2 separate regions of the Mus musculus genome follow, and region 1 is linked to region 2. A link is a loop called in an ENCODE intact Hi-C map of the cell type or tissue named here. Cell type or tissue: gastrocnemius. All regions are shown on one strand. Each heading gives the region's core, and the rest is flanking DNA. Links, peaks and the distances in the headings are about the cores only. Region 1 holds the start of Gm26590 (a long non-coding RNA gene). Region 2 overlaps Hnrnpc (heterogeneous nuclear ribonucleoprotein C).

Region 1 (4,396 bases), core at 175-4,174, 130 kb after region 2:
CTAGTCACCAGGTAATTTAATCATGAGTAGTTGGTTCCCTACCACTTACCTCTACTAGCTTTTTCCTGTTCCCCTTCTTCTTATGAAACAGTGGATGTCCATCTCCCATTACACCATTAGCCATCAATCTATGCTTCTGGAATGTTAACTTCAATCCTTCTTCCTATGAAGACAAGCAACCAGCCAAGACATCACATGAAACATTCTTATAGCCAGTAAAGATTAGACTGGGAGAACTTTGGCTGTCTGACTGAAGAACAGAAATCAGATATAGAATGAAACCTTTTCCTAAGAAAGATTTCATGCCTTTAACTAATAGCCTCCATACAGGTTTTTTTTTTTGTTCCCTTTATAAAATTACATTTTATTTCTGAGATTATAAACATACTACCATCATTTCCCCCTCCCCTTTCCTCCCTCCAAACTCTTCCATATACTTCTCCTTGCTCTCTTTCAAATTCATGGCCTCATTTTTCATTAATTGTTGTTACAAGCATATATGTTGTTTGGATGTTTTTCAGGGCTGATCATTTACTATTGGATAACTGGTCAGTATACACCTCCCTCCAAAGGACTAAAATTTCTTCCATTCCTCAGCAGCCTTTAGTTGACTATAGTTCTTTACTAAGGTCAAGGCCTTGTGAGCCGTCCCTCTTCTGTGCCAGCATGCCTATTTGCTGCCCTCTCTGTTGGTACTTATGCTGGTAAGACTTTATGGTGTGGGTTCTCTCTCTCTCTCTCTCTCTCTCTCATGTCTGTCTGTCTGTCAGAGGTTCTCAGCCTTCCTATACAGTACAAGTTATGGTGACCCCCAACCATAAAATTGTTTTGCTATTTCATAAATGTAACTTTGCTAGTGTTATGAATTATAATGTAAATATCTGTTTTTTGGTGGTCTTATGTGACCCTTGTAAAATGGTCATTTTTTTCCCTCAAAATTATGATTCTAATTGAATAACCTATGGTTTCACTTAGTTTAATTTTCAGGAATTCATCCTTCCTTTACTCTAAAGATTTTTTTCTAAATAGATTATTGTGTACTCTGACTTCCAAAATGAGATAACAAAATGTGTATAAGGGTTTTATTATTATTATTATTTTTTTTTTTCCCAAGACAGTTTCTTGGTTTAGCTTTGGCTGTCCTGGAAATCTCTTTGTAGACCAGGCTGGCCTTGAACTCAGATATGCTCTGCCTCTGCCTCCCACATGCTGGGATTAAAGCCTTCTTTTTCCTTCTTCTTCTTTTTTTTTTTTTTTTTTTTTTTTTGTTGAGAGTCTCACTATATAGGATGGCACTTACTGCTAGCCTTGTGTTTAGTGATCCACATGCCTCGGCCTTCAAGTGCTAGTGTGCTATTCGTGACAATAGCTAACAGGCCCCACCTCCTCCCCTACTTGTTGCTGCCTAAATGCTGAGCTTACATCTTTGATCTGAACTGTAAACTCTTTCTCATCCATGCCTCGCCGAAGTTTCGTAAACTGGGCCGCCGCTGTGGTGACTGCAGATGCCTCTTCCTCCGCCATGGAAGCTGCACTGCCACTTCGTGGCGTGGGGACTGGAGAGTCCCCATCTTCTCCTGGGGTCAAAGAGGGACTGTCTAATAAATGGTTGCCTGGCCCCAAAATTCCTCCTGCTGTCACTTCCTGGCTCCGGCGGTTAGAAGGCCATTTCCCTGAGAGTACAGCCTGGCAGACGAGGTCAATGCGGTTTATCAGAACACGATCCTGAGTGGCAAAAAGAACATAAGATGTATAGAATCTGAACACTATACCATCCTCAGCTACATAATCATGCTATTATTACTATACCAGATACAATGAAAAGACTGAAAGGAGGTAAAACTATTACATCCATAAATAAGCTATAGAGCTTCTTAAAAACATTGGTAGTTCTAAACAAAGGAGAAACAAAGTATTAACACTATCTCTTATTCCCCTTAGATAGCATGGACTCTGCTTATGCAAATGAGACTGGTACCTTAGGCCATTCAGAGGCTCTTTGTCTTTCCTGCAGTAGCAGCAACTCAGGGGTCATTTGTTCTCCATCTTCATTTGGGAATCCATCTTGGGACATAGTAAGGGACAGAAGGCTCTCTTCATCATAGAGCTTTGGGCGGGACCGGTCAGCAGCTAGAAATCACACAGCATTTGTGGGCAAAAATAACAGAACAATGTTAAATTGGAATGGTATTGTGAAGTAGGCCCAATGAATAATAGAGGTACTCTGACATTTTATCAATTATCAACTGAAATCTCTCTGAAGAGGCTGCACTTAGAACAGAACGGAAGAAGCAGAGCGGGGATCGGGAGGCCATGATCTGTTACATGCACTCACTTAACTTCTCTTCCTTCTCGTCTTCACTCTCGTCAGTGCTGGAGCTGGAGCTGGACGAGGATGAAGAAGAGGAGGAGGATGGTGACAACTTGCTCAAGTCCAGCTCAGAGTCTGAATCATCCTCGTCCTCCAGTTTCACTGGTGGGACACTCCGGGACAGAGGAGCTGTATCTGAAGAGCCTACGCGTACTTCATAGTCTTGTGAGGTGAGTCGGCTCCTAGCCACAACCTCATCCTCTAACTTTAAAGTCAGACTCTCCAGATTGGGGACCTGAACAGTACTTTCCTCAGGTGACTTTTCAACAGGAGCATCTGGGCGCAGGGGTGATGGTGAAGCAGTACGTGAGGTACACTGCTGGTGCAGCAGTGGAGTGGAGCATCGCGACAGGGATGCAGCTGATGCTCCCGCCTGATGGTTCTGCATATAATTCATACGGGCAGCCAGAAAAGAGAAGTCTGGGTCCTGCATGATGTTGCAGTCTGTTTGGCTCACCCCATGGCGGGCTGCTCCTCGTAGGAGCTCCCCATCATGACGGACAGGTTCCCACCATTTGGGCAATTCAAGACCTGGAGGCTGACACAATGCCAGCCGATCTTCTAAAAGGGGGTGGCATAAAACTTGTTCCCGTAAGCGTCGAAGCAACTCAATTCGGTAGAGAGTCCTCGAGGCTCTCTCTTCAGTGATGGGCTCAATGAACAGATTAGGGTCTGGAGGTTCTGCAACCAACATAGGTGAGAAAAGAAATTAACCAAAGGTTGATGTGTTAACAACACAGACCCGTTTACCCTAGACTCTACCATCTCACCATCACCAGCAGCTGGGGGAAGGCGGCACACTTGTCGACACATGGCCACAAAACCATGGAAGTACTTGGTAAGGCTTTCATCTGTTTTTTTGTCCAGGCGAGCAAAAGTGCGGAAGCGATCCCAGTGAAACTGCATGTTGTCAGGGTCATACTCCACACCAAAGGTAGATACTACTCGGTAGAAATCAGTTTGCTCACGCCTTGTCCACCTGTGACAGGGAAAGGGAAAGCAATGGTGACCAGAAGACAGGAAACCTGGCTATGCTGTGGATGGTTTATAATTCCTGAAACTTACAGTGAGGACAGCAGGCAGCTCTCTCTTATAAAGTGCATGCCAACTGCCAGGTACTTTCATCATCGTGCCTCTGCTATCCCCTTTGACTCAGACACTGTGTCTACACCTATACTAAATCCTTTTCACAATGAATTCTTTTTTTTTTTTTTTATTAAAAAAAATAAATAAGGGGCTGGAGAGATGGCTTAGTGGTTAAGAATACTTGTTGCTTTTGCAGAGGACATAGGTTTGGTTCCCAGCACTCACATGGTGGTAAACAACTCTCCATAACTCCAGTTCCAGGGGAAATGCCATTCCTGACCTTATTGGGCACTAGACACACATGTCAAAAATATACATGCTTGCACACAAAGCAAGTATAATAAAAATTTTCTGGGCATGGTGGTGCACACCTCTTGGGAAGCAAGAGGCAGGCAGGTGAATTCAAAGACAGCTTAGTCTATATGGTAAGTTTCAGGCCAGCTGGGGCCACATTACCATCTCAAAAAAAAAAAAAAAAGTACAACGGGCTGGAGAGCTGGCTCAGCAGTTAAGATTGCTTGCTGCTCTGCAGAAGTCCGACATTCAGTTTCCAGCACCACATGGCGTGGCTCACAGATGCCTGAAACTAGAGCTCCAGCGCATCGAATGCCATCTTCTGGCCTCCATGAATAAGTACAAACAAGTGGCATTCTCTCTCTCTCTCTCTCTCACACACACACACACACACGCACAAATATAGAGATTTTAAAGAATATCTGCACAGGCATCTTCATATTGTCTTGGCTGTTGAACCTAAGGAAATTGGTTTTTTCGCTGTAATATCCCTAGCCCACAGCAAAGGTCTTAAGTACTAGGTAGAGATGAAGGTAGTCAACATGTTCCTGCTCCATCTGTGAGAATTTCAAGAAAATCACCCCTCCTATGCTCTCTCACTACAGGACCCAGAGCTTATGACAAACTCCTTGCTGTACCACTTAC
Region 2 (4,396 bases), core at 313-4,312:
CCAAAAACAAACAAACAAATGAACGAACAGTGTTGATGTGTCCCTGCCTCCCTAATGGAGGGATGAAAGCCATTACTACTCTGGATCCACCTCCACATTTTTGAGAAAGGATCTTTCAGTGAAATGGGTGGGAGCTCACTGATTTTGCAAGGTTAGGTGGCAGGCAGGTGCAGGGCTGTGTGTCAGCCTAAGAGAAGTTAAAGACATCTAAGATGGTCTGCTCTATATGAATGCTTGGGATACAAACCAAGGTCCTTACCCTTGAAGCATTAGCTTTACTAAGTGGACATCACCCAGACTCAAGTTTACACTCTAGTTATGTCAATGCTAGCAATTTCTCAAGAACAGGAAGAATAGGTAGCTAAGTGGTTGAGTTTGCTAGTTTATACTTGCAGAAGCTCTCAGGGAAGTTCAGTTCTCAACACCCAAATCAGATTATCTCACACCCACAACTACATCTTCAGAAGAATCAACACTCAGGAATAAACACTGGCCCCCACCCCTTACACACAAATGCCAGGAAAAAAAAGCACTACCTGGGAGGTGGAGTGTGCTGCATAAAAAACACCAAACAAACAAAAACAACATACATTTTCCAGACTTGGAAGAAGATCCCCTTTGTCCACTCTTCGAATTGAATCCACTTTTGCCCCTTCGTGAGGTGTTCCCTGAAACACGCTGACGTTTGGAAGGCACCACAGCTCGAGCAATAGGAGGAGGAGGAGGAACCCGCGCTGGGTAACTGTACATCCTGTGGGTTAAAGAAATAATTCTTCAAAGTGAATATTTAACTCCAGCCAGGCATGGTGGCCCACACCTTTAATCCTAGCACTCCCGAGGCAGAGGCAGGCGGATTTCTGAATTTGAAGCCAGCCTGGTCTACAGAGTGAGTTCCAGACAGCCAGGGCTATACAGAGAAACCCTGTCTCGAAAAACGAAAGAGAGGAGAGGGAGAAGGAGGGGAGAGGGGAGGGGAGGAGAGGAGAGAAGAGGGGAAGGGAGGGAAGGAGAGGAGAGAAGACGGGAAGGGGGGAGGGGAGAGGAGAGGAGAGAGGAGAAGAGGAGAGGAGGAGGGAAGGGGAGAGGGGAGAGGAAGGAGAAGAGATTAACTCAAGATACAACCAGAGCATAACAACAGGATTACTGGTTTTAGTCACCTCTTTTCCTTTTTATGTTATTCAAAACTCAATTTGATGAAAAATGCTGCAAGAGGAAAGAGCCCCCCCTCACACATACAGTAAATGATAGGCTTGACTAGACTTAAAAAATGGACTGTTTCCAGTTTATGGAAATTTTAAGAGAATGTAAGTTAGAATGAATTGCTTTTACCTTATACTTAAACAATTCACATAAAGTCAACTACAACAAAAAGGTGTTCTGATTTTATTCAAGTTCTAGATATTATTCTGAGGCCAGTCAGAATAATTTATGTGAATTTTTTTTCTCCATGGAACCCTGGAAAGTAAATATGACCCATCATACTTGGTGGCAGACACATTTTACCTGCTGAGCCATCTCGGAGGAACCAAGATAAGTTAATTTTAAAAAGTTTTGTTTTGAATTTATTTTTGTAAAATTGAAAAATTTTAGTGTTAACACATTACTTTCTCCAGCTCTACTATATTTAACCAATTTGTTCCCCTTTCAGTGTCATTGATTTCTGTGGTTCAAGGAAGAGTTTGCTAGCTACTTCTTTTGAGTTACAAGCTGAAAACACTAGGAAAGGTCCTATTACACTACGAATTAGCAGTAAGTTTTTACAGGACAGGAGTATCTGCGTATTACTTGCTAAGTGATAGTTTTAATCAATACTAAGTTATAGGTAATGAAGTAATCTAGAGAAAAGTTTACAGTGTTCAATGGAGCTGGAGCTCTGCGTACTACAGAAGGATGCACAGTTTTATAGGGACCATCTCTCATTTATGTGGCTTCAGCAGTCACAGGAACTTAACACTAACCATCTCACCAAGTACTGTTAAGAATGGTATACATAGTCTTTGAAAAACTATAAAAGTCAGATGTAGTGGTAAATCATGTAACCCCACACTCAAGAGACTGAGGCAAGGAGGATCTTGGGCAGACCTGGGCTACATGAGACTCCCCAAGCCAGGAGCAACAAAACACAAGAAAGACCAAGTCTAAACAAAACAAAAGCAAGGTCATTACCACTTTCAAAAAGTACAATGGTTTAGACTAAAACATCTATACTACAAAGAGAAGTCTCCCAATATATGCAAGAGCAATGGTGCCAATTATATGACTTATGGAATCCTTCATCTGAATTTATTTTTCTCATTTTTTAAGCAGGTTAAACATGAAAGGCTGGGGCTGGTGAGATGGCTCAGTGGGTAAGAGCACCCGACTGCTCTTCCAAAGGTCTGAAGTTCAAATCCCAGCAACCACATGGTGGCTCACAACCATCTGTAACAAGATCTGACGCCCTCTTCTGGGGTGTCTGAAGACAGCTACAGTGTACTTACATAAAATAAATAAATAAATCTTTAAAAAAAAAAAAAAAACAACAACAACATGAAAGGCTATGGAAGAAAATGTTAACAAACATCAATGATATATTTAATGGGAAGAAAAAATTTTAGTCTCCCTGAAAGACTTCCAAGCCAAAAATAATGTAGGCTAATGTAGACCACAAATTCACTATCATATCCTGGCTTTATACCTTAGCCCAAGCACTAAAAAAATTTAGCATTATTGGAGAGATGGCTCAGGGGTTAAGAGCACCAAATGTTCTTCCAGAGGTTCTGAGTTCAATTCCTGGCAACCACGTGGTGGTTCACAACCATCTGTACTGGGACCTGATGCCCCCTTCTGGCATTCAGGCATACATGCAGATAGAGCACTAATATACATTTTAAAAGATTTACTTGTATTTATGAGTGCACAGTAGCTGTTTTCAGACACACCAAAAGATGGTTGTGAGCCACCATGTGTTTGCTGGGAAATGAACTCAGGGCCTCTGGAAGAGCAGCAGTGCTCTTAACCACTGAGCCATCTCTCCAGCCCACAATAAATCTAAAGAAAAAAAAATAGCATTGCTTATTATGCATGTCTCACTGTCCTTTGAGATCTTTTCAATATTAGTGTTCTTTCGTCAGAGGTCCAATTTAGGGTTGGGGCAAAGTATCGGTTAGAATCTTCCTAGTACCTGAATTCAGGATGTTTTTATCTCAATCCCTAAGACTTCCAAGCTTGTCATTGTTTTTCAAAAAAAAGAGCGGGACAGTGCTAACCTTAAATCCCTGAGGCAAACTCAGTGGGTTCAAGGCCAGCTAGAGTTAGAGGTAGTCTCTTAAAACAAAAGCCAGGAAATTACAGTGTATTAGAGGAAATGTTAAGAGCCAGGGCTTCACAGAGAAACCCTGTCTCCAAAAAAAAAAAAAAAAAAAAAAAAGTGCTACAAAGAGTAAAACCAAACACAAGGGAGAAAAAAATTTGAATATTGTAAATAGAGCTAGAAATGGTAACTATACCTCTAATTCCAGTTGTTGGGAGGTAGATATAAGAGCTTAACCTCACAAATAGAGAAAATATCTTATGTCTGTATATATATGTAGTATCTATTAATAGTAAATCTGTTGGCCTATCGAATAGGAAATAGGCGGTAAGACATCCAGCAGACAGAAAGGATTCTAGGATAATATGAGGCACAAGGAATTGCTTAGGAAGATGTGACAATGGACACATGGCACTTGAGCAAAGGTAGCCAGACAGATAGCAGAATGTAGGTTAGAGTAAATGGGTCATAAGTTATGATCTAGTCAGAGAAGAGCCTAGCTATAAGGCCAAGGTATTGTAAATATATTGAGTGTGAGTCTTACTTAAGGACCATGGAGCTGGGAGGAAGAACCAGGCACAAACTTATAAAGTATATGTCTGTGATGCATGCTATGTTTGGCTACTAATGTACTGTTTCCTATAAGAAAAGAAAATTCTCTGACTCTCCCTGCTGTGGTACATATGCAATGTGTTTTGTCCTCTCACTTTGTTAGCAGGCACTTATCACTGTGTGGGAAAATACACAAGAATAAAACAAATTGGATTTTGTGAATTTTCTTATGCCTTCTTCAACAATCTCTATTTAGCATAAGAAAACCTGACATTTGTATTTCCAAACATCATAGTGGTAAAGTATTAACTTTATTTGCATAAAAAGCAGCATTTGAAGTTGGGCGTGGTGGCTCACACCTTTAATCCCAGCACTCAGGAGGCAGAGACAGGAGGATTTCTGAGTTCGAGGCCAGCATGGTCTACAGAGTGAGTTCCAAGACAGCCAGGGCTACATAGAGAAACCCTGTCTTGAAAAACAAACAAACAAAAAAAAACAAAAAGAAAAAAGAAAGCAGCATTTGAATCTTTTTATTGCTTTAAAAAGTCAGTG

Evidence for each region. Hi-C counts contacts between places; a loop is a spot of excess contacts. Peaks named below come from ENCODE experiments on the same cell type or tissue, not always from the same donor. Only the 100,000 strongest peaks of a DNase experiment are listed, where the experiment ranks them.
Region 1: it touches region 2 in a loop (2.2-fold over the local background); 3 of 42 quality-filtered maps call a loop at or near these places.

What each region holds. Positions count from the first base shown.
Region 1 is chr14:52,202,455-52,206,850 of GRCm38, forward strand. It overlaps Chd8 (chromodomain helicase DNA binding protein 8), which reads right to left. Exons shown (of 38, transcript NM_201637.3): 31 at 3,142-3,350; 32 at 2,336-3,052; 33 at 1,979-2,130; 34 at 1,423-1,725; 35 at 50-163. It overlaps Gm26590 (a long non-coding RNA gene), which reads left to right and starts at 2,455. Exons shown (of 4, transcript XR_003951241.1): 1 at 2,455-2,541; 2 at 3,127-3,486. In gastrocnemius, for the core only: no CTCF peak of the experiment used is centred there; no DNase peak of the experiment used is centred there.
Region 2 is chr14:52,076,813-52,081,208 of GRCm38, forward strand. It overlaps Hnrnpc (heterogeneous nuclear ribonucleoprotein C), which reads right to left. Exons shown (of 9, transcript NM_001170981.2): 6 at 591-751. Among named protein-coding and RNA genes, the nearest start is that of Hnrnpc, 25 kb to the right of the region's middle. In gastrocnemius, for the core only: a CTCF peak has its summit at 2,802 (motif pointing left); no DNase peak of the experiment used is centred there.